Regions from separate parts of the Homo sapiens genome. Here region 1 is linked to region 2. A link is a loop called in an ENCODE intact Hi-C map of the cell type or tissue named here. Cell type or tissue: right lobe of liver. All regions are shown on one strand. Links, peaks and the distances in the headings refer to the core of each region. The heading gives the core; the rest is flanking DNA.

Evidence for each region. Hi-C counts contacts between places; a loop is a spot of excess contacts. Peaks named below come from ENCODE experiments on the same cell type or tissue, not always from the same donor. Only the 100,000 strongest peaks of a DNase experiment are listed, where the experiment ranks them.
Region 1: a loop joins it to region 2, with 12 times the contacts of the local background. A loop is called at or near these places in 109 of 110 quality-filtered maps.

The regions. Positions count from the first base shown.
Region 1 is chr3:102,220,937-102,236,471 of GRCh38, forward strand. No RefSeq gene overlaps it. Among named protein-coding and RNA genes, the nearest start is that of ZPLD1, 210 kb to the right of the region's middle. RefSeq lists an enhancer at 13,266-13,345. In right lobe of liver, for the core only: CTCF peaks have their summits at 4,672 (motif pointing left) and 8,293 (motif pointing right); a DNase peak (open chromatin) is centred at 8,295.
Region 2 is chr3:101,801,900-101,817,434 of GRCh38, forward strand. NXPE3 (neurexophilin and PC-esterase domain family member 3) reads left to right here. Exons shown (of 8, transcript NM_145037.4): 5 at 1-90; 6 at 5,154-5,227; 7 at 14,896-15,102. Among named protein-coding and RNA genes, the nearest start is that of NXPE3, 30 kb to the left of the region's middle. In right lobe of liver, for the core only: a CTCF peak has its summit at 7,481 (motif pointing right); no DNase peak of the experiment used is centred there.

The DNA of each region.
Region 1 (15,535 bases), core at 3,656-11,655, 420 kb after region 2:
TTTTTTCTAATTCTGTGAAGAAAGTCAATGGTAGCTTGATGGGAATAGCTTTGAATCTATAAATTACTTTGGGTAGTATGGCCATTTTCACGATATTGATTCGTCCTATCATTGAGCATGGAATGTTTTTTCATTTGTTTGCGTCCTCTCTTATTTTCTTGAGCAGTGGTTTGTAGTTTTCCTTGAAGAGGTCCTTCACATCCCTTGTAAGTTGTATTCCTAAGTATTTTATTCTCTTTGAAGCAATTGTGAATGGCAGTTCGCTCATGATTTGGCTCTCTGCCTATTATTGGTTTTTCCTTTCCATATTTAGTGCTTCCTTAAGGAGCTCTTGTAAGGCAGGCCTGGTGGTGACAAAATCCCCCAGCATTTGCTTGTCTGTAAAGGATTTTATATTTCCTTCGTTTATGAAGCTTAGTTTGGCTGGATTATGAAATTCTGGGTTGAAAATTCTTTACTTTAAGAATGTTGAATGTTGGTTCCCACTCTCTTCTGGCTTGTAGGGTTACTGGAGAGAGATCTGCTGTTAGTCTGATGGGCTTCCGTTTGTAGGTAAACTGACCTTTCTCTCTAGCTACCATTAACATTTTTTCCTTCATTTCAGCTTGGAGAATCTGATGATTATGTGTCTTGGAGTTGCTCTTCTCAAGGAGTATCTTAGTAATGTTGTCTGTATTTCCTGAATTTGAATGTTGGCCTGTCTTTCTAGGTTGGGGAAGTTCTTTTGGATAATATCCTGAAGAGTGTTTTCCAACTTGGTTCCATTCTTCCCGTCACTTTCAGGTATACCAATCAATCATAGGTTTGGTCTTTTCACATAGTCCCCTATTTCTTGGAGAGTTTTTTCATTCCATTTTATTCTTTCTTCTCTAATCTTGTCTTCATGCCTTATTGCAGTAAGTTGATCTTCAATCTCTGATATCCTTTCTTCCATTTGATTGATTCGGCTACTGCTACTTGTGTGTGCTTCACAAGTTCTTGTGCTGTGTTTTTCAGCTCCATCAGGTCGTTTATATTCCTCTCTAAACTTGTGATTCTAGTTAGCAGTTTCCGTAACCTTTTATCAAGGTTCTTCGCTTCCTTGCTTTGGGTTAGAACATGCTCTTTTAGCTCAGAGGAGTTTGCTATTACCCACCTACTGAAGCCTACTTCTGTCAATTTGTCAAACTAATTCTCCATCCAGCTTTGTGCCCTTGCTGGAGAAGAGTTGTTATCATTTGGAGGAGAAGAGGCATTCTGATTTTTGGAATCTTCAGCATTTTTGTTCTGTTTTTTCGTCATCTTTGTGGATTTATCTACCTTTAATCTTTGATGCTGATGACCTTTTGATGAGGTTTTTGTGTGGGCATCTTTTTTGTTGATGTCAATGTTATTGCTTTCTCTTTGTTAGTTTTTCCTTTAACAATCAGGCCCCTCTTTTGCAGGTCTGCTGGAGTTTGCTGGAGGTCCACTCCAGACTCTGTTTGCCTGGGTATCACCAGCAGAGGCTGCAAAACTGCAAAGATTGCTGCCTGCTCCTTCCTCTGGAAGCTTCATCACAGAGGAGGACCTGCCTGATGCCAGCCAGAGCTCTCCTGTATGAGGTGTCTGTCCACTCCTGCTGGAAGGTGTCTCCCAGTCAGGAAGCATAGGGGTCAGTAACCCACTTGAGGAGGCAGTCTATCCCTTAGCAGAGCTTGAGGGCTGTGCTGGGAGATCTGCTGCTGTCTTCAGAGATGGCAAGTAGGAACATTTAAGTCTGCTGAAGCTGCGCCCACAGCCACCCTTCCCCCAGGTGCTCTGTCCCAGGGAGATGGGAGTTTTGTCTATAAGCCCCTGACTGGGGCTGCTGCCTTTCTTTCAGCGATGCTCTGCCCAGTGAGGAGGCATCTAGAGAGGCAGTCTGGCCCAAGCCACTTTGTTGTGCTGAGGTGAGCTCCCCCCAGTCCGAACTTCCTGGCTTCCTTAACACTGTGAGGGGAAAACCACCTACTCAAGCCTCAGTAATGGTGAATGCCTCGCCCCTGACCAAGCTGGATCACCCCAGGTCAACTTCACACTGCTGTGCTGGCAGTGAGAATTTCAAGCCAGTGATTCTTAGCTTGCTGGGCTCCATGGGAGTGGGACCTACCGAGCAAGACCACTTTGCTCCCTGGCTTCAGCCCCCTTTCCAAAGGGGTGAACGGTTCTGTCTCGCTGGAGTTCCAGGCAACACTGGGGTACAAAAAAAAGACTCCTGCAGCTAGCTTGGTGTCTGCCTGAACAGCTGCCCACTTTTGTGCTTGAAACCCAGGGCCCTGGTGGTGTAGTCACCCGAGGGAATCTCCTGGTCTGTTGGTTGCAAAAACCGTGGGAAAAGTGTAGTATCTGGGCCGGTTAGCACAGTCCCTCACAGCTTCCCTTGGCTGGGGAGGGAGGCCCCGGGCCCCTTGCACTTCCTGGGTGGGGCAACGCCCCACCCTGCTTTTGCTCAACCTCCGTGTGCTGTACCCACTGTCTAACCAGTCCCAATGAGATAAACCGGGTGCCTCAGTTGGAAATGCAGAAATCACCCAGTTTCTGCGTTGGTCCCGCTGGTATCTGCAGACCAGAGCTGTTCCTATTCAGCCGTTTTCCATAGATAATATTTAAAACTTGGAGAATAAAGGAGACAAATGAAAGAGAGACCACAGAGTAAGAAAAGAAGAGTTGCTCAGGACTAAGCCTGACCAACCTAATGTTCCTGAGGAGAATGAGAAGAAGGGATCATGGAAAAATGAGGGTGTAGTGCTACTGAAACTCAGAGACATGGCTCAAGAAAGCAGTAAGGTGTTGAATGCTGATGAGAGGTTTAATGCGATGAAAATTGAAAACTGCTTAACTAGTCTGAGACTGTGATCCTCCACTTGTATATGTTCTGCTTTAGGGAGAGTCACCTAATGTATTTGGATTTCAGTTTCATCATCTATAAAATAGTTGTGCTTGTGAAAGGCGGTGTTGAGTGCTGTGAAAGGAAGGGGTTTGCTTGGGAAGTGTCAGACATTGCATCGGACAATGCAAGATGGTTAAGTGTGGAGGTGAGGGTGGAGCAGATGATCTACCAACTCTAAAAATGTATGAAATATGAGCCAATGTATAGGATGATAGTATTTAACTTTACAGAGTAGATGAAAGGATTTTCTGTATCACTCGGTAAAGTACCAAGTACTAGGTAAATACAAAGTGTTATTTCTGTTTACTGAGAATATACTTATCAAAGGGAATTGAGGATTTGTGGCAGCTGTTTTAAGATAGACATAGGCTATAGCCATGATGGGTGATCTCATATAGAAGAAGCTGGAGGCAGAATTGTCAGGTCTGTGAACCCAAATATTAGTGCATCAGCACCTTAGAAATTAAGAGGTCCCTGAGGTTTTGAGATTGGCATCTGGTCTTCTTGAGTGACAGCCACTAGGAGATATTGCCTTGTTCTCATACCACAGAACTATCTGGATAATCTGAGGCCACCTGCTGGGTGGTCAGGCCAGAACATCCATCCTTTTGGTACCGCTCTCAGAATTGCTCACTCCTGCCCGCTACCACAAACATTTAATTTTATATAGGGGAGATAGTGGAAGGGGAGGAGGATCCCTGTTCCCCAGGGCCTTGCCACAGAAATAATGCCGAGGCTTCCACTGCTTCCTAGTATGTCATGCAGGGAGAAATCACTGGGTCCTCATGAAGCAACCCTATGCATTTGGGAACCTCATGTACAATGAATGCTCAATAAATACTTGTTTTTTAAAAAAGGGAATAACTAGCAATTCGTACTGTGTGTATTAGTGGGAGGCAAGGCTAACCTTTGCCGTTGGCCTATGGTGTCGGCTCTGTGGGATGATTTTGCAAATGTTCTGTTCCCACATTAGTAGCTTTCCAGATGATTACAATTCTGCTTCTAGAATTCCACCCTTTAATAGGCATTGTTCTCAGACAAAATGCAAGTGAGAGCAAAATCACATCATTAGTTTTTTATATCTTACTGCATTTGAATTATTTGGATGTCTCTTGAGAGCAGAGTTTGAAATGGATGCTGAGAAAGCCGGGGAGCTGAAGGAAGGTGGGAAACTACACAGAAAACGGCAGCTACAAATATCTAATTCTACAGGTTTCACAGTTGTGCCTAACACTGGTCCTGATCAGTAGCTTTGACAAGGCACGTACCTGAGGACAATGTGTGCCCCCTCTCCTTCTTTCTGTTTTTCATTAATTCCTTTATACTTCGCTTTGAATATGTATTGTGAGTCAGATGCCCCGCACATAATCACATGTTCTTAATACAGTTACACCCAGATGCACAAAGAGTTTGCAGGTAACGTTTTCAGTCTCTCTCAGCAGCTTCCAATTTTGTGCGACTGATTGATTAACACAGTAACATGAGCAAACACGAAGTACCAGAGCTTCAGGTGACACATTTAATTAACGACATTCAGGCAAGCAAAGAAAGATAAGCATTCTGGTAGCAGCCAATTACAAATTACAGATTAATGAATGTAATTTCGGGTTTCAGAGATTTTCCTATTTTATTCTAACACTGGGATCAACATTCATCAGCTCAGAAGGGGGAAGGTGCAGGCCTGCTAAGCAAGGTATCAACCTAAGGATAGCTTTTGCTTTTGCTCCAGCTCCATGTCTGATCAGATAGAATTACCAAACTTAATCTGACCTCTAGTGGCACTTTGCATTAACAAGCACATTTGAAATCCACTTAGGAATTTTGCTGTGAGAATTCTGCTATCATCCCATCTTACAGCTGGAAGGAACCTTAGAGATGATCTGCTTGGCAGGCTTCTGCCCACTCCCCTATTTTACAGATGAGGAGACTGAGGCCTGGAGATATTGATGGGTGATGATAAAAATTGAATAGCTAATTGATAGAAAAGTCAATGATGACAGAATCCAAGTTTCTAAAAAAATTTAATTGTAATTTTTGTGGTAGGTGTATACATTTATGGGATACATAAGATGTTTTGATACAGGCATGCAATGAGTAATAATGACATCATGTAAAATGAGTCAAGTATTTTATCCTTTGTATCACAAACAATCTAGTTATACTCTTTTAGTTACTTTAAGATGTACAATTAAATTATTAATGACTATAGTCACTCTGTTATGCTATCAAATACTAGGTATTATTCATTCTTTCTATTTTTTATACTCATTAAATCATCCCCATCTCCCCCATACCTTCCTACACTCCTTCCCAGCCTATGGTAACCATTCTTCTTCTATCTCCAGAATCCAGGTTTTTAGATTTCTACATTGTTATGAGTGTGTTAGCAGAGAAAAGTCAATATGCAAGTCTGTAAGATTCTTGATGAGAATAAGCTTAGGTGTATAAAATTAATGGCTGTCTGAATATAGGTGAAAAGCATCAAAACACTTTTGGTTCAATATCTGTATATTTTAGCCCAAAGTTCCAAAGTTTTATGGCATTATCTGAGTCAAAATAACTGACTTTAATTTAGCTACATTTAAATGGTGAATTTCTTTGATTCTTTTGAGTCAATGGTTTATAACTATCACTCTTAGTAAGTGAGATGATTGTAATGATTTAATCGGACCAACAATTCAGTGAACTAATCTAATATTCAGTTCTAAATCTCAGGAATATTCAAATTGGGACAAGGTATGAATCTTTTTGTACCCAATTCCAGGGTTTTTAATCAAACCACAGGCAGTGTTAAGCAGTTGAAAATAAATCAGACTTCAGGTTTGAGTAAACCTGGGTTAGAATTCTGGATTCTTGTCAGCATTCATTTCTATTGCTGCTGTAACCAATTACCACAAACTGAGTGACTTAAAGCAACACAAACTTATTTTCCTCTATTTCTGGAGATCAGAAGTCCAAAATACATTTTAAGGGGCAATAAGGTGTCAGCAGGGTTTGTTCCTCCTGGTGGCTTCAGGGGAGAATCCATTCCTTGACTCACCTACTTCTAAAGGTTGCTGACATCCCTTGGCTCCTGGCTACATCACCCCAACCTCTGCTTCCATGGTCGTATCGCCTTCTCTTCTGTAGTAAAATTTCCCCTTCATGAGGATAACATGATCACATTTATGGGCCACCTGGATTACTAGGGTAATCTTGCCATCTTTGAATCCTGATTTTAATCACATCTACAAAGTTCCTTTTGCCATGTAAGGTAACATTAACAGGTTCTAGGGATTATGATATGGATATCTTGAGTGGGTTTATTATTCAGCCTTCCCCAATCTCTTACCAGCTGTGTGATCTAGGTGTGATCATCTTAACCAGCCTTATCGAATTGGTTGGGAGGATTAAAATAGAGGATAGATAAAACATACCTAGCAAACTACCTGGTGCATGATAGGTGCTCAGCAATAGCAATGTTCTCTTCTTTTCCCTTGGCTTAATCAGTAGATGAAATCTTTAACAGTAGGTTATGCATATAGTGGAGGTTTATATTCAGCGTAGTCCAAGATCTGGTTTCTAGAAGCAGAATTACCATTTGGTGGATGAAGTAGAAACCAGAAATTCCTGAAATGCAGTATTTCTCAGTCCAGCCTTTCCCAAATGATGAATTCCTCTCTCCACCCTCCTGAATGGTGCATCTTGCATTTTGATTTTGGAAACTTGATTACTTTCTTCATCAGACTGTCTTTTCCTAGTTTGCATAGATAAAAACTTCATTGCTGGTAATCAAATTAATTGTCTTTTAAAATAGTTATGTCCTGTGGCAATCAATTATACAAGTCTACAGATGGCACATAAAGTGTGTGCTGAATGGAATGATAATGGAATATAAACTATATTCAGGTTTACCCTGTTTTATTGTTTCTACTCGGCCATGTACTTGGTCTACATGAGAGGGATACTTAAAAAAATGTACTGCTATGTTTGGCCTCTTATGTTTCGCTTTCCTCCTCTTTTTATCATCTTTTACAACACAGATTTAGAGAAAATGTATGTAGTAGAACTCAGTTTCCTTGATCATTGGTAATGATGTGCAACAACTTGATGTGAAATGATTCACTGATAGTCTGGAAGCCTTACTTTGAACATCTTTCTTAGTGACACCATTAATTACAGGCTACAGTCTGGCTATCACCAAGCTGAATGTGGCCTTCAGAAGTAGTCTGCTTGGGCAGCATGGGATTCAAAATGTTTCCTTTGCATGTGTTCAGATGGACAAACACTCTGTAGTTTTCCCCAGTGATAATACCTGCCATAATGGGCTATTGCATGCATTGATGCCAGCTCCCCGAAGGCATTTCTCCATGGTGGAAACTGACATGTAGAAAAAAAGTGAAGGAAAAAAAATGGCTGACATCTATTGCTCCTTAAAATGATTTTCTCCCGAATCAAGACATGGGTATGTCCTACGCACATGGCTACATATGGTTGCCTTTACCCTACAATGGCCCTTCCTTTTTTTTTTTTTTTTCAGAGTGTTCCAGATTTGCATTAAGCTGTCACCCGGTGGCTGTGTAACTAGCTGCTTTTGTGACTGTTACAGGCAAGTGATTGAAAATACCTAGATCCTGTTCATACAAAACTAGAATTAGAGGTTCTGAAAAATATTTTTCTCTAACATTCTGTGATTCCATGTTTTAATAAATTTCTTATTGGAGAAGGTAAATTTTGCCAATGAAAAAGACCACAGTAAATTTAGAGGAGAAAAGGGCCGGATAGGCAGGTGAAATGACCTTGAGAGAAAGGAGAGGAGATAGAGCGGCAGTATCAACTACACGTAATATGCACCGGTGCGTCTGGCCTGAAAATAAGTTCCTTCGACAATATATCCTGTAGGTACTTTGCTCTGCTTCATTTTTACCTTTATCAGATGGTCATTAAGATTTCCTAAGCTCAAAATTCTTTGATTCTCCATTGCCACATCTGTGTGCCATGTTTGACCTCCGTGCAAGTTAGAACGCACAGGGCATTAGGAGCCACACGAATTTTTTTTTTTTTTTTTTTTTTACCAGGAGCTTCTATTTTCTTGTGTCAATTATTTGTGCTCTATATTATATTGTGCTGCAATGCAGCAAAAATTACTGGCAAGATCAAAATATTCTAAAGGTAGACTTTTCAATAAGAAACATTATAAATACAAAACCAATGTTACCAGTTATCGCTAAACTAACCTGTTCAGAATGTGCAATTCTAGCCCTGGGCAGAATGGATACCTCAAGATATTGGTTTGCTGCAGCTAAATGGATACTTTGCCCCATATGTTTTTCAGCCGCAAAAGCCTTAACAGACCTGCAGTTACAGACTCAGGGAAAAGCTTGTACTGTTGTTTGTGGATCGCAGGGAAGCCAGAGTTGCAGCTGACTTTCTGTCCACGAGATGGCGGTAGAGGAGCACAGAAAAAAGAAACCATCTTGGGCTGTTAATCATGTTGACTGTTGAGAAGCTAAGAGGGAAGCCGATCTGTCATTAGGTAAGACCAAGCCAAAATTTATGGATTTCATACCTTAGTGGAAAACACTGGTTTGTGGCTCATGGCTGTTTCTAAGACCTTTTGATTTTATACAAAAATTCCATTCAACTATCATCATCAAATAGCTGTCCCTATTTTTCCTTGATTTTGGCATATTTTAGCTTTTTACAGCTGGATCAACTGATGGGCTTCATTTTCCGCCCAGGTCAGCCCCAAGTGCTGAGGCAGTCCTAACAGGAGCAGAAAGGATAACAGCTGCCTCTGTGCAGGTGTGTTTGATCAGCAGCGCTTAGGCCATATATTCCAGGGGCTGGCATTTCCAGCTTCTCAGGTGGGATTCATTTCTGCCTCCTATCAAGATTCATATGGTGAGAAATTCATTAAATAGGAAAAAGATTTAGATGCTGGTTTAGGCAACCAACGACAATGATATAGGAATATTGACCAAGACTAAATTCAGGTGGTCATCCACAATTGGTAAGACATTTAAACACTAACTAGTATCCCAAATAACTCCCTCTCCCTCCCCCACACTATCATTCTGCTTCTCTTTCCTTTCTCTTCTTTACTGCCCAGCAGATCCTGAATCTGGAACCTGAAGGGGAAGTTCTTGGTACCCTTCCAGCTTTGGATTCTCTAACTCTGTTTTCTATTGAGTTTTACCTTGCCTAGGATTCTTCTATGCAGTATTCAATTGTTCGTCTCCTGCTTGGGGAGAATAGTTCTAAGAACGTGAACAGCTTACCTAAGAAACCATGGCCATGTCTTGCCCATGCCCCTCTGCCCCTAAAATGTATCTCCTAATGTGGACAATTCTCTGGGTCACATCTGAGTATTCTGTCTTTCTTCTTTTTCTACTTCTTCTTTTTTTTTTTTTTTTTTGAGGCAGGATCTCACTCTGTCACTCAGGCTGTATTGCAGTGGTGTGATCCTAGCTGATGCAATCTTGACTAAAGTGAACTAAAGTGAGCCTCTTCTCTCAGCCTCCTGAGTAGCTGGGACTACAGGTGCATGGCACCTCACCCAGCTGATTTTTACAATTTTTATAGAGACAGGGTCTCACTACGTTGCTCAGGCTGATCTCAAAGTCCTGGCCTACAGTGATCCTCCCACCTCAGCCTACCAAAGTGCTGGAATTACAGGCATGAGCCACCATGCCTGGTGCATCCCAGCTTTTTAATAAAGTGCAGCACCAAATAAATACTCCTGGGAGTGAGAAGGGAAGGAAAGGAGCCAGGCAGGGTCTGAGACAAAGCCTGAATCAGTCCAGCCTCACAAAGAGAGAATTTTGTGGTGCCTTCTATTTTATTTCAAAAATGTTTGTGAGATTTGCATTCTACTAACATGTATTTATGCTTGTTTTAATATATTAAAACGCATTTAATTGCTTTGACATTGAGTAAAATTGCTCCAGGAAAATGCAACATGTTTATCCTGTGACTTTGAGTCCTTTTGGCCGCACTGACAATTACCCCTTGAATTTGAGTTTCTCAGTTAAGATTAGGTAGGAGTAGTGGTAAGGTGATGGGTTTAGAAATCAGACTGAACTGGTTGATTCTAGCTACCCTAGTTCACTAATTGTGTAACCTTGGACATGATATGGGGCCTCTCAGTCTCATCTTTTTAATACATAAATAGGAATACTTGTAACCATATAGGATTGTTGTGAGGTGTAAATGCTAGAATGTGCACAAAAGGACAGAAAGTGTATAAAGCAGTTAGTACCTGATACACAAGGGACACACTCAATAAATGTTCTATCATTGTTATGAATGAGCCGTTTGGATACTGCATTGAACAATCCATTCGATCCCATTTGTTGAATATGAACTTAGTCTGGTATTTTCAATAGTACCAAGTTAAAATATGGCTTCTTACAAGGCAAAGGCAACCTATAAAATATAAGAGTTGCTTTAATATTGTTCCCTATGGCTTGTGTCTCTTTCAGTAAGGCAACCTATATAAATAAAACATTTTCAGTTTAGAGAAAAGGAGTGGGAGTGGGGTGAGGACAGGGCTTATTTTTCACTCCATAGCTTAACTCTTTGGCTCTGAGATGATCTGATGACTTGGCAGTTGGCAGTTAGCTGATGGCATCAGCTTTTTAGAAGCCAGAGCAAGACAACATTTCAAAGAAGATAGGAGAGTAGTAGTTGGCTCTGGCTATAAAATTCAGTTTTTAACTTTGGTTTCTGATCGCCTACAATGACCATAGTCCCCTTTTCCCTCTTTGCTCCCAAACAAAGCAGAGATGGAAGTTCTGTAGGGTTCAGGGACTAGTTAATTCTTCATGTCGGCTCAATGCATTTTGGAAGAGGATCTGAGAAATAGCCACCTTATGTGACCTCCTGAATAAAACTTACTCATATAGGGTAAGTAAGGAAATGCGTAAGTAAGGAAATCTAGTAGATTTAAGGCATTGCCTCAAGTTCTCTCAGATATAAATACATTTGATGCCTTGGCCTGGCGCTCAAGTACTTTACACATGAACAGGGGAAACAGCATATTCTTATGCAACACTATATTTAATGCAATCACCAATGTAAGCTCAATTAGCACAAGGACTCTCTTAATCAATTAATTAATCTGACAAACAAAGTATACACAAGATCTGAAACTGTGTGGTGTGGATTTGATCGAACAAGGTATGAGGTTTGTACTTAAAGATCTTACCGTCTAGTTAGAGGGAGGCAAATAAACAGGTAATTATGATGCAGTCTCTAACAGAAGGTGCTAACTCTGCCTGAGGGAGTCAGGTGAGGCCTTAAATCTGAGTGTGTTGACAGACTTGTGTCTTTGTAAGGTCTACGTGGTTGTTGCAAGCAGATTGCATTGGAAGAATTCTGCTGGTGTTGAAAAGGAAAGGATGAATACTGAAGGCATTTTAAACTTTAGAAGGTAAAGGACGGCTTGCAGGTCTCTGTAACTTACGACGTAGAGAATCAGAGGAGAGGAAAAGTCTATGGTGATTCTAAGGCATAGAACTGACTGGGTGCCCAGTAGAATGGTGGTGTCATGACACAGAAGGAAAACATAATGATGACCAACTAATTTTGGCTTTCAGAGTAGGATAAGTTTACAGTTTACAGGTTAAACTTGAGATGTAATTTCTAAGTGTATATTAAGTAATTTATAGCTAAAGCTGTTGGGAATTTTTTACTGGGCCTTTACTCTCTGTATCCACTAACAATAGCTAACATGTTGAAATATATAAAATTAAAGTGTATTTTGTATAAACTTGGGAAGGATTATCAGAATATATTAGAAATATATTATCAGAATATGTTATGTCAGAATATGTTAAATTAAAGGTATTTGCTACTGATATTAATAGAGATGTAAATTAAGGGGATGTGGAAATGCTAATGAATGAGTAAAGTGAGAAAAGTTAAACTAAAAAATTAAAGTAATTCTCTCTCAGAAGTCCTTTGTGACAAAAATAATCAATTTCCCCAAATTCTCTTACCTTTACTTCTTGAAAGTCTTTCAAATCTGTCTCCTTGTCTTCAACCATATTTCCATTGGTTTAGCTAAAGCCTTCCCTCCCCATTCTGGGTTAATAAGAATCTATTAAGTTTCCATCTCGCTTCCAGTCTCATTACCCCCGTCCACTTTCCACACTGTTATTTGAATGATCATTAGAAAGGACACATTATTATATTACACCCTTTGTATAAATGCATCCACTGGCTCTCTCTCTTCTCTAGCATCTTAGCGCTCTCTTAGATTCCGATATTTTTACTTTTCACCCCACATAATTGTACACACACGGACTTTCCATATTAAGGTCTGTACTTTTTGAGTCTAGGGACAATGTCTTATTCATTTCTGCATTTCCTAGGTCTAGAACCATATCCTTCTCTTATTATATTCTTGATAAGTGTGGGTTTATTATGGGCTGAATTTGGCTCCTTGAATTCATATGGTGAAGCCCTAATCCCAATGTATGTGGAGATGGGACCCTTAAGAAGGTAATTAAGGTTAAATGAGGTCATAAACTTGAGGTCCTAATTCAATAGGACTGGTGTTCTCACAAGAAGTGGCAGAGACACCAGAAGTAGTGCCTGTGCCAAAAGGAAAGACCATGTGAACACACAGAGAAGGTGCTGTCTGCAAGACGAGAGGCCTCATCATATATGAACAATGTTGGTACCTTGCTCTTGGACTTCCAGAACTGTGAGAAGATAAATTTCTGTTGTTTAAGCCACTCAGTCTGTGGCACTTTGTTAAAGCAGCCCAGCCAGACTAATACAGGGTTGAATTGGGCAGATGTGATGGATCATGTCTAGTACATATTTGCCATGAGAGGTCAATATCAATCTCTCTAGGTTTCTTGGCATTGCAGGTCATCTCTAAGTTCATGTGACAAAAATAGATCAGTAAGAAATTGTTCTTAGCTGAGGACTCAAGGCTGATATTAGGTTTGTTTGAATACTAATAAACAGTCAAGTATTTTTTAAAGAAATGCACTCTAAGAGGGGCTTTTGAAATTTTTCCTGCACAAACTCCTGGGATGTGAAGATGACCTAAGGAAAGTTGATGCTGTTAGGGGAAAGAGCAAAAGAAGAATTACTGGGAATCCAAGAGTATGTCCATATATGTCAGGACCCATAGGGTTTTATAGGCTCATGAATCAAGCGTGTGGCATCCTGATTTTGATTTAAGATTATCCACTGGGGAGCAGATTTTCTTTGAACTTTGCTTAAGCCTTCATGAACAAAGAGATCCTTCAGATATGCACTGTGAACTTCCTGATATAGTAACATGGGTCTCTTGGGGATGGTTGTTTCACATAATTTACCACATGCACAGACTGGACACACACCACTGCTCACTGTAGCCCAAACAGTATTTAGAGAGGTGCTGCTAGCAATCTGGCCTTCTGCTTTCAGCTTGGTGGCTGCTCCAAAGTTATTCAGAGAGTTAAGATGGAAAGAAAACCAGAGAATTACAAAGAAAAAAACAAGGATAAGGGGCTTCATTAAGCTACCTCACAAATGATGAATCCCCAAACCAAAAATTAGTAGGAAGTATCAAAGCCGAGTCTTACCTTCACAGTTGCCATAACTTTTTAACTTCTGCTGTGCATTTCTTTATCTGATTTATTTCATCAACTTGGTCAAATTGTGCGTCTGTGTGTGTGTGTGAGAGAGAGAGAGTTGGAGCTCTCTTCTATAATGATGTTTGTGATGTTACTCTCTTTTATTATGAGCATAATGCTTATTTGCATGATTTATCATTTTCAGTATGCTTTCTCAGCTTCTCTATTATTTGCTTCATACATTGGCCACATTAGGTTACTGCAAGGACAGCAATTGTTTTATTTAGTACACTGCTTAATGCTACACAGCCCAGCACTCTCCAAGTTTATCCATCAATGATTCATCCAATGATTATGATAGGTTTAGAGAAATGAAAATTCTGGACATCTTTCAGATAAAAGACCAAACAATTCCATAGGGATGCTTTTATAACATTTGAACTGTAGGGAACTCAGATAATTAAGACAGCACATGGTTTTATACTGGTTCTTTGGTCTTATTTCATGATTTTGTCATTTGTTAAATTTTGCTTTGGTTTTTGACTTTGAGTTTCATCTCTTCTTAAAACAACTGAATGTTATCCATTAGGCCCAGGTGACAAAAGGATGTTTGATCTCTTGTCAATGAGAAATCTCAGAAAACCACAATCTATGTAATTATTTTGTGTGATATGCAGCTGGAAGTTTGAAAAAAAAAAGTTAGTGTCTAACCGTTTCTGTGGTTCCCTGACAATAAGTAGTGGTGATGCTATCAATTTCTTTACCTTAACCTATCTTAGTTCATTGCTTTGGTTGAAATTCAGCCCAAATAGAAAACTGTTTCATTAGGTAGGGTTGTATATCATAATATGTGTATAGGAGACACCACTGATGTGACATAGCCCATCCTTGAAAGTATGAAATAATTTTTCTATGCATTTACAATATATTTTCTGTAAGAAGAGAAGTATGGGAAGGAATAGAAAGTACACTATGAGTTAATTTAGTATTGTCTGTTAATATCGGGGCTATGCTTGAAAGCTTGCAGCTGACACTGAAACCATGAAGTAAAGCAACCATCTTGGTTTATTTTATCAGCAATTAAATACATTTTGTTGCCCAGAATTTGGCTTAATGTTGGAAAAAACCCCCCAAACTAGAGTTAATTGAATTCCATAAATCAATTAAAATGTGATATTAATATCAATGGTAGGAATGTCTATGGTGTTATAGCAATTTATGAGGACTTTTGCAGTCTATATTTTTTGTTGCCATTAACAAAGCCCACAGATTCTGATGTTTGCATAAAACAATATTTGAAGAAAGGAGGGAGAAAGTGATTGTTTTTACTTTCACTTGATCTTCCGGCTCAATTACACTTCAAGGTCAATGATGCTATAAAATAAGCTAAAAATAGCTTCGTAGGCATAGGAGATCATCCAAAAGGTGTGTGGATTTCAAACCAACCCAAAGAGAAGGTAAGATTTCTTCCGCTAAGTGATGGCCACCAGATGGCTGTGCATCTCAAGGAATGGAGGGAGGACGTCTCTTCTGGACCAGAACTGCCAAAGTCCACCATGAGCACTACCTCTCTGCTCTAAATCAAAGAGACAGGGATGAAGATCTGAAAGCGTTTAAATATTTCAAATCTTGCAGAAAACCTTGGAGAAACAATCTTGCCAACTGCAAATGTGTGATTGCTGAGATTGAATCCTGGGTGATTCTGAATGGAATATTTATTAGCTTTTAAATCTTGTGAAGCCAGGGCTGTCCTTCTCAGAACACAGGCTGTAGCCCTTTATGTGGCAAGGTGTGAGTCTCTATTGCAGGGGCTCTTCTTCTGAATTCATATTCTCTCCTTAGGTGATCATATTGACCCCTGTGATTTCAATCTACACCCATGATTATGACCTATAGCTCTATCTGCTACCTACTCAATATCTTCATTTTAACATGTTTCACAGAAGTCTTTAATTTCACAGACCTCACACTTCACTCTAATGCTTGGTCCCCTGCAACCCACAGTGTTTCCAGTGTTTGCCAGTTTATCATCCAGCCAATCCCTAAAACTAGAAATCTGGGAGTCATTTTTTAAACTCCTCTCTCTTCT
Region 2 (15,535 bases), core at 2,616-10,615:
GAAGCTCCCTTGCAGCAGCAGAATTACCCATTTCAAAGGTGGATACCTGAAAGGTCTCCTAACCGCTGCAGAGAGTGCTTTCTTCCAGAGGTATGTACTGCTTTTTCTTGGGGATGATTTGAAGAGTTCTTTTCCACTGTCCTTGTCCCATTTAGGAGACTTTCTGGTATTCGGTATGTGTTTCTTACCTCTCTCTCAACTTGGCCCAATACAGAAGAGGTAGTGAATAAAAAAAAAAACATAGATTTGTATTTTTCATTAGTGTTTTAAAAATGAAGCTTAATGCTTATCTGAGTCCAAATTAAAGACCTTTTACCCTTGAATTTTTGTTCTTTACCCTCATATCTGTGTTTTCCTTTAGAACCACATAGCATGTTTACACAGTAGCTGTGTAAGTAAAATCCCTTATTCACAGAACAGATAGAAGTTATCTAAGGGTCAGATGTGGTGACTCATGCTTGTAATCCCAGCACTTTGGGAGGCTGAAACGGGAGGATCGCTTGAGCCCAGGAGTTTGAGACCAGCCTGGGCAACATAGCAAGACCCCATCTATTTTATGTAAAGAAAAAAATAATCCAAGAACAGGGCTGGTAGGGCTGGTAGTCAGGCTGGTGTTTTATCTTTGTATCTAATGAACTGAAACTTTAAAAAGTAACATAATAACAGTTTTTAAAATCATTTGAACCTACTGATTAAAAAACTATGAATATGGCAACATTGCTGGGTTGACTTAATAAGCATAGGAAGTCAGGAATACCACAGAAAACTATATTTTTTAAGCTAAATAGTTGTTGAAATTATTGCAGTATTGTGTTCAAATTTCTATTTCAAATGTAAGCTTAAAATATTTTCAGCATGATGAGAAATACATGGAATAATGTGCAGAAAGGAATATGGAACCAGTATGAATTAAAATTTGTGTTTTCTTCAACATTCCATAACATCACTAAGAAATAAAAAATTATAAAAGCTACATGGTTAAAAAGTACCATGCTGGCCAAGCGTGGTGGCTCATGACTGTAGTCCCAGCACTTTGGGAGGCTGAGGTGGGAGGAAGGCTGGAGCCCAGGAGTTTGAGGTTGCAGTGAGCTGTGATCACAATTGCACTACAGCCTGGACAACAGAGTGAGACCCTGTCTCAACAAAAAGTACAATTGTTTGAAAGAATGTATACATGTTTTTTACTTTTTAGTGAAATATATTGTTTTTAAACATTCCTTGGTAGAGAGAATTTTTTTGTTGGATAAAAGGGAGGTATTTTTGTTAAGGATATCTGGGCACCCTAAAAATTTCATACTTTATGTCCACTCATTACCGTATGGGAGAAAAGTTGCTACCATAAAGTATGTGGTTTGTAGGAGCTCCTAAAATAAAACTCTTCAGTTTTCCACCCTGAAGTCAGCTTTTGGTCATACCAGATTATGTACATATGTAGTGGGTTCATGCCATACTTTTAGAAGGCCAGCAGAGGGAGCACTACTCAATGTACAGTGTTTACTGTACTGCTGAGAAGACTAGTATTTTCTATGGCTCAGTACAAAATGAAAACAAAATTAAATTTCACAACTCCTCAAAACAAAACCAAAACAAAATTTTTCATTTTATTCGTGGGTTCAGGTTTCAGACATGCTATTTATTAGTGACTGAGCAGATTATTTTATTTCTGTGTACTTTTTTGCCTATATATGAAGACTACTCAATTACCCTATTTTAGAGGGTTGGTTTGTTTGTTTGTTTTGCAACAGGGTCTCACTTTGTCATCCAGGCTGGAGTGCAGTGGCATGATTGCAGCTTGCTGCAGCCTCAACGTCCCGGGTTCGACGGATTCTCCCACCTCAGCCTCCCGAGTAGTTCGGACTACAGGTGTGCGCCACCACACCCAGCTAATTTTTGTATGTTTTGTAGAAATGTGGTTTCACTATGTTGCCCAGGCTGGTCTTGAACCCCTGGGCTCAAGTAGTCCTCCTGCTTTGTCCTCCCAAAGGGCTGGAATTACAGATGTGAGCCACCATACCCCGTTAGAGTTGTGTTTTTAGATTTTTAAGTTATTATGGATACATCCTAGTTGCACATATTTTTGAGGTAGATGTGATATTTTGATACAAGCATATAATATGTAATGATCAAATCAGGGTAATTGGAGTATCCATTGCCTAAAGCATTTATCATTTCTTTGTGTTGGGAACATTCCAATTCCACTGTCATAATTGTTTTGAAATATATAGTAAATGATTGTTAACTATAATTGCCCTATAGAGTTACGTTGTCAGTCTACTTAGTGGCCTAGCAAAGAGGAAGAAACATAGTAATTTACGCAAATTCCAGGTGGAAAATAGAGAAAGTTTAGAGAACTAAATTAGTGTAAAACTTAAAAGTATTTCTGACTATAAATTCTACCATTAAAAACAAAAAAGCACCCGTGAACCCACAAGGATAAAATAATGTGTTTGTCCCTGCCCTTCCTTGCATATCCTGGGTGAGGCTGGTTGATGGTACATTGTTGTAGAATAATTGCGGAATTTTATTTACCTGGAAGTTTGCTGAGAAAACAATGTCTGAGGTGGTGTAAGTTTTTGGAAAGCAAACATTTGACAGAGTTCTCATAATTGATTTTCATTTTCCACCCTTTATTCTGTTAAAGTTCTGAAATATTGCATAAGGCCATCTGAAAAGAAAAAGAAAAAGATTGAAATTGATTTTTTGGGGGATCTTTGGGTATACTGTTTTGAGCTCATGGCCCAAATATGTTGAGCTGATATCCTTTTTTACTTCTCTTCCTTGGTAGCTCATAACCTTACTTAAACCAGAAAGAATTAAGAAGCTTAGCCTTGGTATTTGGTTCCCTAAATGACAGTTGAACAATTAAAATATGTCATCTTTGTTCTTTATCTATAAGGGAATAAAAGTGTTACTTTTGGAAAGGACAACAGGGGTTTCCTTAAAGATCCTATTAATATAAGGGAAGGCCTTTTGAAAGAATGGGCTTATCACCTACAACATTTCCCTTTTATTTTAGCATGATTGCTACTTTTTTCTTTCTAACTTTGTGTTTAAAAAATTGAATCTTTAGAAACATTGCAGGAATAATAACAATGAACTCATATACCTTTAACTTAGATTCACTATTATTGTTTTGACACATTTTGCTTTATCTTTCTTTGTGTTTATATGTATCTGTGTATAATTTTTTCCCCTGAACCACCTGAGAGTATGTTGCAGACATCATGGCACTGCACTCCATAAATATGCCTCTCCTAAGAAAATGGACTTTCTCTAACATATAACCATAATGATCACATTTGGGACATTTATCATTGTTATAGTACTGTTATTTAATATGCAGTTCATATTAGATATTCAAGTTTCTTCAGTTGTCCCAATAATGACTTCTGTAGCTATCTTTTTAATTTTAACTAATCTAATCTATGCTTACTCAGTGTGTTTGGTTATCTCTTTAATCCAAAAGAATTCTTTAGCCTATTTTGTTTTGTACAACATTGGCAATTTTGATGTTGCTGTTTTGTAGAATGTCCTTTTTTTTTTTTTTGAGATAGGGTGTCGCTTTGTCATCCAGGCTGGGGTGCGGTGCAGTGATCTCAGCTCACTGTAACCTTCAGCTCACTTGACTTCCTGGGGTCAAGTGATTCTTGTGCCTCACCCTCCCAAGTAGCTGGGAGTACTAGGCACGCACCACCATAGCTGGCTAATTTTTGTATTTTTAGTAGAGATGGAGTTTTGCCATGTTGGCCAGGCTGGTCTCAGACTCCTGGCCTCAAGGATATCTGCCCGTCTTGGCCTCCCAAAGTGCTGGGATTACAGGCGTAAGCCACCACGCCCAGTCTGCTTTGGATTTGCTTTATTGTTTTCACTTTCCATGTGATTAGATTGAGGCTAAATATTTTGGCAGGAAAATTATAGAAGAAGTTTTCCTGCAAATATTTTTACAGGAAATTATGTTTTTGTAAGAAAATTATTATTGTACAATAATAATTATATAATTATTATAACTATAGACAAGTAAATTGTATATTTTTTTCTTACCATAAAAGTCTAAACTCATGAAAGTAGTTTATATGTGCTCTCTTAAAAATCACTTTATTTAAGCTATGAAATTTGATTATGCTGTAATGTGGCCAGGCCTGTACACTTCCTTCATTACTTGTTTTTTGTCTGTCTCCATGTCAGCTCCATGAAGAAGGAGATGCTGTGTGTTTTGCTTACTGTAGTAGCCCTGGATTCTAGGACAGTACCTGGCTTAAGAAGCTTAAGAATTATTTGTTGAATAAACAGTTTTTTCTGAAATTGATGAAATAATAAAAAATGACTGCACATTCCCATATCAAGAATTTGAGAAGTTAACATTTTATGTTTTTGTTTTTGGTCTAAGTACAAGAGACCTAGTTTTATTGTGACTCAGTTTCTGGAATAGTTGCCCCGGATTTCGAGTGCTTTTCTCCTTACCTCCACCCTCCCCCATGTTTTAATGCAGCCCTCCAAAAATATTTACTGAGTGTGGACTCTAGACCAGGGCCTGTGCTAGGATACAAAGATGAATGAGGCACCACCCTTATCTTCGAGTAGTATATGTTTTATTTTATTTTATTTTTTTCCCCTGCTGCCTCCCTTGAGTAGTACATGTTTTAGTAAGGGGAACAGACACTAAAGAGTCCTGGTAATGATGAGCAAAGTACTGCATGAGTAAGTATCTGGGGGGCAAGTGTCCCCACTAGGACTCCTGTCAGATCTGGAAAAGGCCTGAGGAATCTGATACATGACTTAATGCAGCGTATACTTGCAGCCTGAAAACTAAGTAATGACAAAATAGACATTCTTGTCAGTGTGAGCCATTCTCTGAGTCCAAGGGGAGTACATAATTCAAACCAGAATTGGTCATTTTGGAGTTTGCACTCTTAGCAGTATACAGTGGAGTGAAATTTAAGAATCAATTTAATTTCTTTTCAGTTTTTATGTACATAAAACCTGCTTACTACAAGAGACCCAGTTTATTATTTTGTGTTGGTTAACATTCATAAGTATATTTCATCATAATAAGGCTCCGTGAAATTAGTCATTTTATCATTTGCCAATAAAGACATATATCTGAAAATAAATGTTCCTGAACCTGAGCTTGTGCTTTTTTATTCCTCTTAAAGTGGTGTCAATATCAAAATGCCAGTCAACTCCAGTGGACCTGATTGGGTAACTGTGATTCCCAGGAGAATAAAAGGTAAAAAAAAGAATAAGCTTGATGATTTGTTGTTTTTCTTACTAACTGGGTTGAGGCTCTGTCGTTTCATTTATGTTGCAAAAACTTATATGCCATAGTTACTTCTGGGCACAATTGAAAATATTAAAAGTACTGTTTGATTAAAAAAATCAGATCTTATGTGCATAATTCTGAGTTTTGCTATTTATTGTTATTTTATTTTTATTTTTTTGAGACAGGGTCTTGCTCTGTTACCTAGGCTGGAGTGCAGTGGCGCAATCTTTACTCACTGCAGCCTTGATCTCCTAGGCTCAATTGATCCTCCCATCTCAGCCTCCCGAGTAGCTGGGACTACAGGCACACACCACCACACCTGGCTGATTTTTGCATTTTTTTTTTGCAGAGACAAATTTTTGCCATGTTGCCCAGGATGGTCTTGAATTCTTGAGCTCAAGCAATCCTCCCACCTTGGCCTCCCAAAGTGCTGGGATTACAGACATGTGCACGGCCGAGTTTTGCTATTTAAGCTCATGTAAAAGTTTTCTTCTCTTGCCAGCCCTCTTCTGTTTGGCTCCTCAAGAGTCTTTTGAACAACCTTGTCCAATATGATAGCAACTAGTCACTTGTAGTGATTCAAATTTAAATCAATTAAGATTAAATAAAATTCAAAATCTAGTTATTTAATCACACATGCCCAATAACTATATGTAGACAGCATTTTATGTAGAATTTATCCATCATCTCAAAAAGTTGTGTTGGACATTGCTGCTCTAGAGATATGGGTAAAATTATCATGGAAATGTTTAAATCATCACAAAAAGTTGTGTTGGACATTGCTGCTCTAGAGATATGGGTAAAATTATCATGGAAATGTTTAAAATAACATTGGGTTGGAGAATAGCAGCTCTTCTCAAAGTGTGGTCTGTGGATCAGTGGCATCAGCATTACCAGGCAACCTGATAGAATTGCAAATTCTCAGGTCCTATCTCAGATGACTGAAACAGAAACCCTGGCTGGTGGGGCTGAGCAAGAAAGTTTTAACAAACTTTTCGGGTGACTCTGATTTATTGGTGTAGAATATTAATAGTAAAAGAACAAAATTCAGAGCAGTAAATGTAAATTTTGCAGAATAGATATAATTAGCTATCGTGATTTTTAGAAAGAAGGGATGAATGTTACTAGTGAGGCTTATGCAGATGGCGGGCAAGGTCCTTCTAGCTTTTAAAAGTATATTAACTAATAGTACTGCACTCTGCAGATGTTGGCAAACCCTTTTGCTGCAGGGGCTTGATATTTAATACCTGTGGATCAAGCAGAGTGGATATTAGCCACAAGCCTTGTATGAGTGGTGGGGAAGGAACTGAAGAGCAAGGACCATCTCAAGGGGCAGCCTCTTTTCAGTTTCTGCTGCTTTGTTACCATGTAGAAACAAACCCTGTATGCCCAGCTCCGTAGATTTGTTTTTCCAAGAGAAACCAGAAACTTTGATTTTTTAACTGTGATATCTCCATATTTTAGAACATTGACATCCAATTCAAGACTTTGAAAATATTGTATGGGCTAAATAAAATCTGTTTGGCCCATATGCAGCCAGGGCACTGCCAGTTTATATCTCTTGTCTCTAGTATCATATGCCACAAGAATTCCCAGTCTTTTCCTGATGAAGAGCTGTTTTTGATTTACTTGAACCAAATGAATTACTAATTTTAGAGGATATATATATATATATATATATATATATATATATATATGAGACATTTATCTTTTATCTGTTTGGGCCTCAACCCTGAGGTCAAGATGTCAGTAGACAAGGTGTCCTTCAGTAGTACTGCGCTCTAAACACTCTCCATGTCCGACATCTTCAGGAGGCCCTGTCTCCCACTACTGGATCTGTCCTTCTTCTCACAGACTCGACTGGCTTGCCCTTATTGTGATGTCCCTAGGTGTCCCAGGGATGGTCAGTGGGAGGAACTTTGGAAAGTTTACCTGTACCTGACAAGTCTTGAGGATTAGCCAGGAAGTGGCTGTGGGTTTATGATGTACTCTTCTGGTTAGAGGGAAGATAGATTTGGTAATTAGTGAGCCTTTTGATATATTTTTAGAGGAAGAAAGTAACTATGAATTAGTAGGAGCAGAATATCCTGGTTTTGAATAGGAAAACCATCTTGTTGTAACAGGTATATAACTGGAAAGAAAAGAGAAGGGCAATTGATTTATGGACTATGGAAGGAACCCAGCTTGGCAGAACTTCATTGAATTTCACTCTGTGGACCAGCAGGGGGCATTCAAAGACCCTAAATCAAGGGCTCATAATTTTTTTTCCTTCTTTTGCTTCATTCTATGCAAACATTCTGTTTCTGCTTAAACTTTCACCAACTAATTTTAGCATTCATCAAGGTTCATCAGATCTTGCCTGTGGCAATGATTTCTGTGGAATTCTAATTGTGACTTTTAATGTCTCTCATTCTTTCAACATTTATTAGTTGGAATTCTTTTGCAAAGAAGAGTTGTCCCTTCTTCATTTTAAGTATTTATATCAGTGTAGACTCATGAAAATTTCATTCCTTGGAATGAAGGAAAAAAAATTATAATCCAATCCAATTCAATCATTATTTTATTTGCTTTTATTTTTGCTCAAATTGTTCCAGTTTTGGCAGTTGGGGAACACTTTCAGTTTGGCTTCTTTGTGCCCTTTTGTCATCCTGTGTGCTGTCATCCTTTTGTTTGTTTTGAGCACTTCCTTAGTTTCTGGCACCACAAGATATTTGAGGCTTGTCTTGTATTTTCTTTGCCTTAGCCTTAGAAGGGGTTTACAGTATTTCTACTTTTATTTCACTTATGAATCCTATATTTTGAAGTTTTTTCCCTGTGAAATTGTATTTATGTATTAGCTAATTAATATTCTTACAAGGTAAAACTATTGTTAAGATTCATATTTAGATTGCCTGAGATTGGCAGTGCTACTGCTACTTGTGGGCATAATTCCAGTCAAAAGCAAGGAAAAACAGTTTTTAGTTCTAGCTGACTACCTTTTTAAGAGCAAGCATCTGGTTTATGTCAGGTTTTCCCAGTGCCAGAATTACTGCTGAGTTTTCATTAGTACCTGTAATGTAGTCCCCAGATTATCACAGCTGAGTGGCTCAGGGACCTTGACAGATTCTGACCTCATCAACAACTTGAGGTTATATTTTTTGGGGGAACTTACTGAGAGTTTAGAATAAGACTTGATCTAATAGCAACAGTATAGATAAGAACAATGAAGTTTTACATTTGTGTGTATCTTTGTAGCTATGGCAGGTTGAATACTAAGATGACTTCCAGTGATCTATGCTCTTACATAATCTCCTTCCCCTTGAGTTGTGGCAGCGACATGTAAATATGATGGTATATAATTCCTATGATTTGATTATGTTATATGACAAAGTTGACTTTAAGAGAGTGGCATTATCCTAGGTAGACCTGACCTTAGATCAGATAAGCCCTTAACAGGGGCCATGTTCTTCCTGAAGAAATTCAAAGTGTAAGAAGGATTCCATGTGAGGGAGATTCTTTGTTGTTGGTTTTAAAGATGAAGGGGGCCACATGGCTAGGAATATAGGCAACTTCTAGTAGCTGGAGAGCATCTCCTGGCTGATAACCATCAAGGAAATGGGAAACTCAGTCTTACAACCACAAGTAACTGAATTCTGGCAGCAACTTGAATGAACTTTTTTTGTTGTTTTTTTTTGTTTGTTTGTTTTTGAGACAGAGTCTTGCTCTGTTGCCCAGGCTGGAGTGCAGTGGTGCGATCCTGGCTCACTGCAAACCTCTGCCTCCTGTGTTCAAGCGATTCTCGTGCCTCAGCCTCCCAAGTACCTGGGATTACAGCCACACCTGGCTAATTTTTCTGTTTTTAGTAGAGACGGGGTTTTCACTGTGTTGGCCAGGCTGGTCTCGAACTCCTGAGCTCAAGCGATCTACCCACCTTGCCCTCCCAAAGTGCTGGGATTACATGCGTGAGCCACGCGCCCGGCCTTGAATGACCTTTTTGAAGGCTTTTCTCCAGAGAACACAGCCCTGATAATAGCCTGATTCAACTTGTGAGACTCTGAGGAGAGAACAGAGTTATGCGATGTCCCAAACTCCTGACCTGCAGGTCTGTGGGTTAATAAATGTCTCTTGTTTTTAAGCTACTAAGTTTGTGGTGATGTGTTACACAGCAATAGAAAACTAATAAAATAACTACCATCTAGATCAAGTTATTGAACATTTAGAACATATAGGATGTTTCCAGGACCCTAGCATGCGCTTTACTATTCACACTATTACAGTATTGAATTTTCACAATAACCCTTCAAAATAACTAGTAGTTGACCCATTTTATAGATGATGTGACCAAAGTCCAGAGATTTCACTTATTGTGTCATCGTTTTGAGTCCTTCTTTGTTAGACTCTGAGGGTATAGTTAGGGAATAAGATGAAAATTTAAATGATTTCTGAAGTCTCAAGAGTTGGAAATGTGGAGTCAGACTTAGAGTAGGTCCCGTGACTCTTCATCTAGCATTTTCCCTACTGCCCCTTAACCATGTTTAGGAGGTATGGCCAATGATGTCTTGATGCTTTGGTTTGCCTGCAGTAGTTAATTTTTTTTTTTTTTTTTTTTTTTTGAGAAGGTGTCTCGCTCTGTCGCCCAGGCTGGAGTGCAGTAGTGTGATCTCGGCTCATTAAAACTTCTGCCTCCTGGGTTCAAGCAATTCTTCTGCCTCAGCTTCCCAAGTAGCTACCATTGCAGGCACAATGCCACCATGCCTGGCTAATTTTTGTATTTTTAGTAAAGATGTGGTTTTGTATGTTGGCCAGCCTGGTCTGAAACTCCTGACCTCAAGTGATCCGCCTGCCTTGGCTTCCTAAAGTGTTGGGATTACAGGTGTGAGCCACCACTGTACCTGGCCTGCAGTAGTGAAATTTATCAACCTTCTAGTATACAAATGATGAAGTGAATGATAGTGTTTCATGTTATGCAGTAAAAACGAAACTAGTCATTTTGTGGATGAGACCTCATCTGATGTTGATTTCTAGAAAATGGCAGATAAATGTTATAACAAATGGGACAAAGCTATTTTATTTTTAAAAAATTTAATTATCTGGATGCAGATGTCAAAGGGACAAAGCTATTTTAAAGACAACTACTTTCCAATTACTGGAAAGAATAATTTGATACAGAATATCTTTAATTTCGTTAACCGGGAAAATCAAAGGGCCCATGTTCTGCATATAAAACTACTAACTGATAGCATTTGAGGGAAGGAAGCCTCCTCAATATATCAGCAAAATGTATTTCTTTGTAAGTGGTACCACCTCTACCACTACCTGCCTCTACGCTTATTGAGAAACTTTGCCAAGTCACTCTGTGACTTGCTTTCTTCATCTTTAAAAGGTATTTCGACGGCCGGGCGCAGTGGCTCATGCCTGTAATCCCAGGACTTTGGGAGGCCGAGGCGGGTGGGTCATGAGGTCAGGAGATGAGACCATTCTGGCTAACACGGTGAAACCCCATCTCTACTAAAAATGCAAAAAACTAGCCGGGCGTGGTGGCAGGCGCCTGTAGTCCCAGCTACTCAGGAGGCTGAGGCAGGAGAATGGCGTGAACCCGGGAGGCGGAGGTTGCAGTGAGCCGAGATTGCGCCACTGCACTCCAGTCTGGGTGACAGAGTGAGACTCCGTCTCAAAAAAAAAAAAAAAAAAAAAAAAAAAAAAAGATATTTGGACTAGCTACTCTCTAAGGTCCCATTCAACAGTCTATGAATTTATAGAATTTCTATCTATATAGCATTCTTAGCTTACCTCTGTAAACTGCAGAGGTTTTAGGGGACTAAAATATATAGGAAAGAAAATTAAATTTCCAAGGTTTCATAGGGGGAATTCAAGGAGTAAACTCAAACTCAAGCCATTACAATTACTGTGTAGCTGGGCCCTTCTCATATTCCCAGCACTTGACAGAGTGTTCCTAACCAGCTCAATATACACTATCCTCATTCCTCATCCTGCTGAGGGCTGTCCCTCCCTACTGACCTTATCCCAAGCTTCCTATGCTCATGGCAGTCTCTGGTGCAGGGAATTGGTTGATCCCATTTCTTCTGTCTTGTTTTCCCCCTTATAAACTGTGTACTCCCCTTTGTCCTGCCTTTTACTGTTCTTAATTCTGCAGACAATTCCATACCATAAAATTAATGGACAGGTTTGCTGCACATCTCACCCCGCAGCCCTCCCTGCCCCGCCCCACCTCAATTCACGTTGTGTCCTTTTCGTCCAACTCTTTCTGGATGATTTAGGGAAATTTATCTCTCTGCCTTTTTCTCTTTCGTTTTGTTCCATCTTTGGCCCAGACAGCCCTCATTATGGCTAATGGATTACATGGCGTGACACCCTTTGGAGGAAAATGCAAACCATGGGCTTTAAAGAGAAGCCAAGAAATTTTAGAGATGCAGGGACATTACTTTCAAATAATAAAAAATATCCCTTCTGGTTTTGCCCAAATCTTCATATCTGCTTTTACAACCACCTCTGTTTAAACTTCTTCCTTCACCAGCAATTTTCAAGATAACCATAAAGTTGAGTAATAACTCATTTTTATTTTTTGTTTTAATTATTTTTATTCCATGTGAATAGTACATTAGGGGTTATATTATCTATTTAGGAGACTTTCATATCTCAGTTATCTTACATGAACTGCATTGTGAGTTCCAAGAAACACCATTTAAACAGCCACAGACTTCTTAAAAATCATATTAAAATTGTCAGGAAATGTTTTTGTCCCAGTTGACCATAAGGGGGCAACATAGGTATGTGCATTTCATTTAAAAAATATGATTTTTTTCTCATGTAGCATGCAGCATGTTTAAAGAATTAATGTCAGATTTAGTAATTGATTTGCTTTCCTTAGCTCTGGTAGTAAATATAATTAACATTTGAATGGAAATGGTAATTGTTTCCTGTGTGACATATACTTTTCTTTATAACACATATTTGACACAGAATAACCGAGTCTACCGAATTAACAGTGGTAAAAAATTGTAACATCAAAATAACTTTTAATTCTCATTCTAGTAAATGTTTTCTGTGGGCCCTAGGTGTCGTCTCTGGAGCTCTCTAACTATGCAGCCTCGATGTACTGATATAATGAGGGAGCTTTGCACAAGGTGCAGTAACATATTAAAGCTACACTTGATAACATGTTGAGAAATTATTTTTGAACAAGCCTAGGAAATGTTTACCCTACATGCCCCCGACAATTTTTCTTTGATAATCGCATTTGCCAAATAAAGCTTTTAAAATCAGCGTTCAGTTTCCTTTTCTACTTGGGCTCTGAACCTGCAAAGAATTAGCAGATGCCGAAGAAAAAAAGATTAGATATGCACTCTGTGTCAAATAGAACATCATCTTTGGAGGGATAAAAACCAAAATAATTTGGAGTAACACAGATAATGTCAAGTCAAATAAGCTAAAAGTAGTCACAAATAGGGGAGTCACTTAAATTTAAATTTCTGAGTTGTGTAAGCATTTAGAGTCCAAATTGTGGCTTAATAGGTGACTATAGAATGACTGGACTTTGATAAAGGTTGTGTAAGAAAATGATATAACCTGGTGGTTTCTTGAAGATTGTAGGTTTGAATAATTGTTAGAAATGAATAAATATATACCTTCAAGAAAAAAAAAAAGAAATGGTTAACATCTATAAACATCTGTTTTTGAGAAGTGATCTAGCACACAGTGGTTAAGATCATGGGCTTTGGGCTCACTTGCTTGGGCCAGGTGCTGGCTTTGCTCCTTACTAGCTCAGCTCTGGGACCTTGGTCAAGTTGTTTAGCTGTTCTGAAAGGTAGGGATAGTGATAGGACCTACTTCAAAGAGTTACTGTGAGCATATGAGATAATACGTTTGCTCAGAATAGTGTCTGAGGCAGAGTAAACTTGCAAGAAATATTAGCCATCACAGTCTGTTTTGAAGCATGTAACGTGTGGCATTTTCTACAGGAGGTGTTAGGGCAGAAGGATGTTGACTTTCCCTCTGAAAGGTCGTTTTGCTTGTGTTATCAAGTGTAACTAGGTTACAACCAGGAGGTACACATTGGTGATGTATTTTTAGCATTGTTCATTATATATAAAGACTTTCTGAACCTTTTGTATAATGGAGAATAATCCGTTAGATTGTCTGCCATTAGTTTGTTCTCCATATTAAGTGGTGTTTTTTTGGAATTAAAATTAAAATTTGAAGATGGGATTCATGGATTCTAACTTTGCTTTTAATGGGCTGAAAACAGTGAACTAATACTACTCTGTATGTGTAAAGTATTAGTCTAAGTTGTTACTTGCCTCGCAGGCATGTGGGTGAGAAACTGTTCTCTTCTGGGAGAATGCTGGATAAATGCTTATGTCCACACATTTCCTTTGGTTTTGTCTTCCTTTATATTTGGCTTTGATAAAAACATATGTAATCAGGCTGGGCATGGTGGCTCACGCCTGTAATTCTAGCACTTTGGGAGGTCGAGGCGGGCGGATCACTTGAGATCAGAAGTTTGAGATCAGCCTGGCCAACATAGTGAAACCCCATCTGTACTAAAAGTGCAAAAATTGGCCAGGCGTGGTGGCTCACGCCTGTAATCCCAGCACTTTGGGAGGCCGAGGTGGGTGATCACAACGTCAAGAGATTGAGACCATCTTGGCCAACGTGATGAAACCCTATCTCTACTAAAAATACAAAAATTAACTGGGTGTGGTGGTACACGCCTGTACTCCCAGCTACTCGGGAGGCTGAGGCAGGAGAATCGCTTGAACCCAGGAGGCAGAGGTTGCAGTGAGCTGAGATCATGCCACTGCACTCCAGCCTGGCGACAGAGCGAGACTCTGTCTCGGAAAAAAAAAAAGCAAAACTTAGCCAGGCATGGTAATGCGTGCCTGTAATCCCAGTTACTTGGGAGGCTGAGGCAGGAGAATCACTTGAACCCAGGAGGCGGAGGTTGCAGTGAGCCGAGATTGTGCCACTGCACTCCAGCCTGGGCAAAAAGAGTGAGACTCCATCTCAAAAAAAATGTAAGCAGAGGGAATGCTGAAAGTCCCTCCTTTCCTTTCTGTCCACCAATACCTTCATGCCCATTTCAGATCTTCCCATTTTTGTACAAAGGAAAACCTTTTTTTTTTTTAATTTTACTTTTAAGTTCTGGGATACATGTGCAGAATGTGCAGGTTTATTACATAGGTATACATGTAGTTTGCTGCACCTGTCAACCCATCATCTAGGTTTTAAGCCTTGTATTTGTCCTAATGCTCTCCCTCCCCTTCCCCCCAACCCCCCGACAGGCCACGGTGTGTGATGTTCCTCTCCCTGTGTCCATGTGTTCTCATTGTTCAACTCCTACTTATGAGTGAGAACATGTGGTGTTTGGTTTTCTGTTCCTGTGTTAGTTTGCTGAGAATGATGACTTCCAGCTTCATCCATGTCCCTGCAAAGGACATGAACTCATTCTTTTTTATGGCTGTGGAAAACCTTTTTTTAATCAGGAGAAAAGTCTGGGATTTGAGGTCTGACAGCAGGAAATGTTTCCCACATGCTATCAGGCTAACAAATACATGGGCATAATTGTTTCTTGGGACATTTTTCATCTATTGTTGGAGGAGAATATTAAAATATTTGTTTTTCTTTTTTCTTTGCAGAAACTAACAGTCTAGAACTATCTCAAGGCTCAGGAACTTTTCCTTCTGGGTATTATTATAAAGACCAGTGGAGGCCCAGAAAGTTTAAGATGCGTCAGTTTAATGACCCTGACAACATTACAGAGTGCTTACAAAGAAAAGTGGTGCATTTATTTGGTGACTCAACAATCAGGCAATGGTTTGAATACCTTACTACATTTGTTCCAGGTTGGTACTGTGCCTTTTGTTTCGTAACTCTTTCCCACATCAGCTTTGAAATAAGCAGACTCACTCAGGTGCCTGAAGAAAGGTTATCAGGTGAGGAAACATATATTTCTGTGTAGGACTAAAGAGGTACCCAAACCCTGGAGAGATGTGTGACAGTTTCTGATCAATAGCTGTGTTGTGTTGTACTCATGGAAGCACTGGGTTCTCATTGAGGTTTATGTCACTGATGAGCTGTATGACTTTGGACAAGTCATTTACTTTTTAGGGCTTCATTTCTCCATGTGTGAGATGAGACAGCTGGACCATGTCACTTCACAGGTGTCTTTCCCTTCTAATATTCTGGGTTGTAAAATAGAGGTGGGCATTTCCAGTTGTTTCTCCCCTAGTTCTGTCTCATCCAACTCCAAGTTTATAGTAGCTTTGAGTAGAAGGA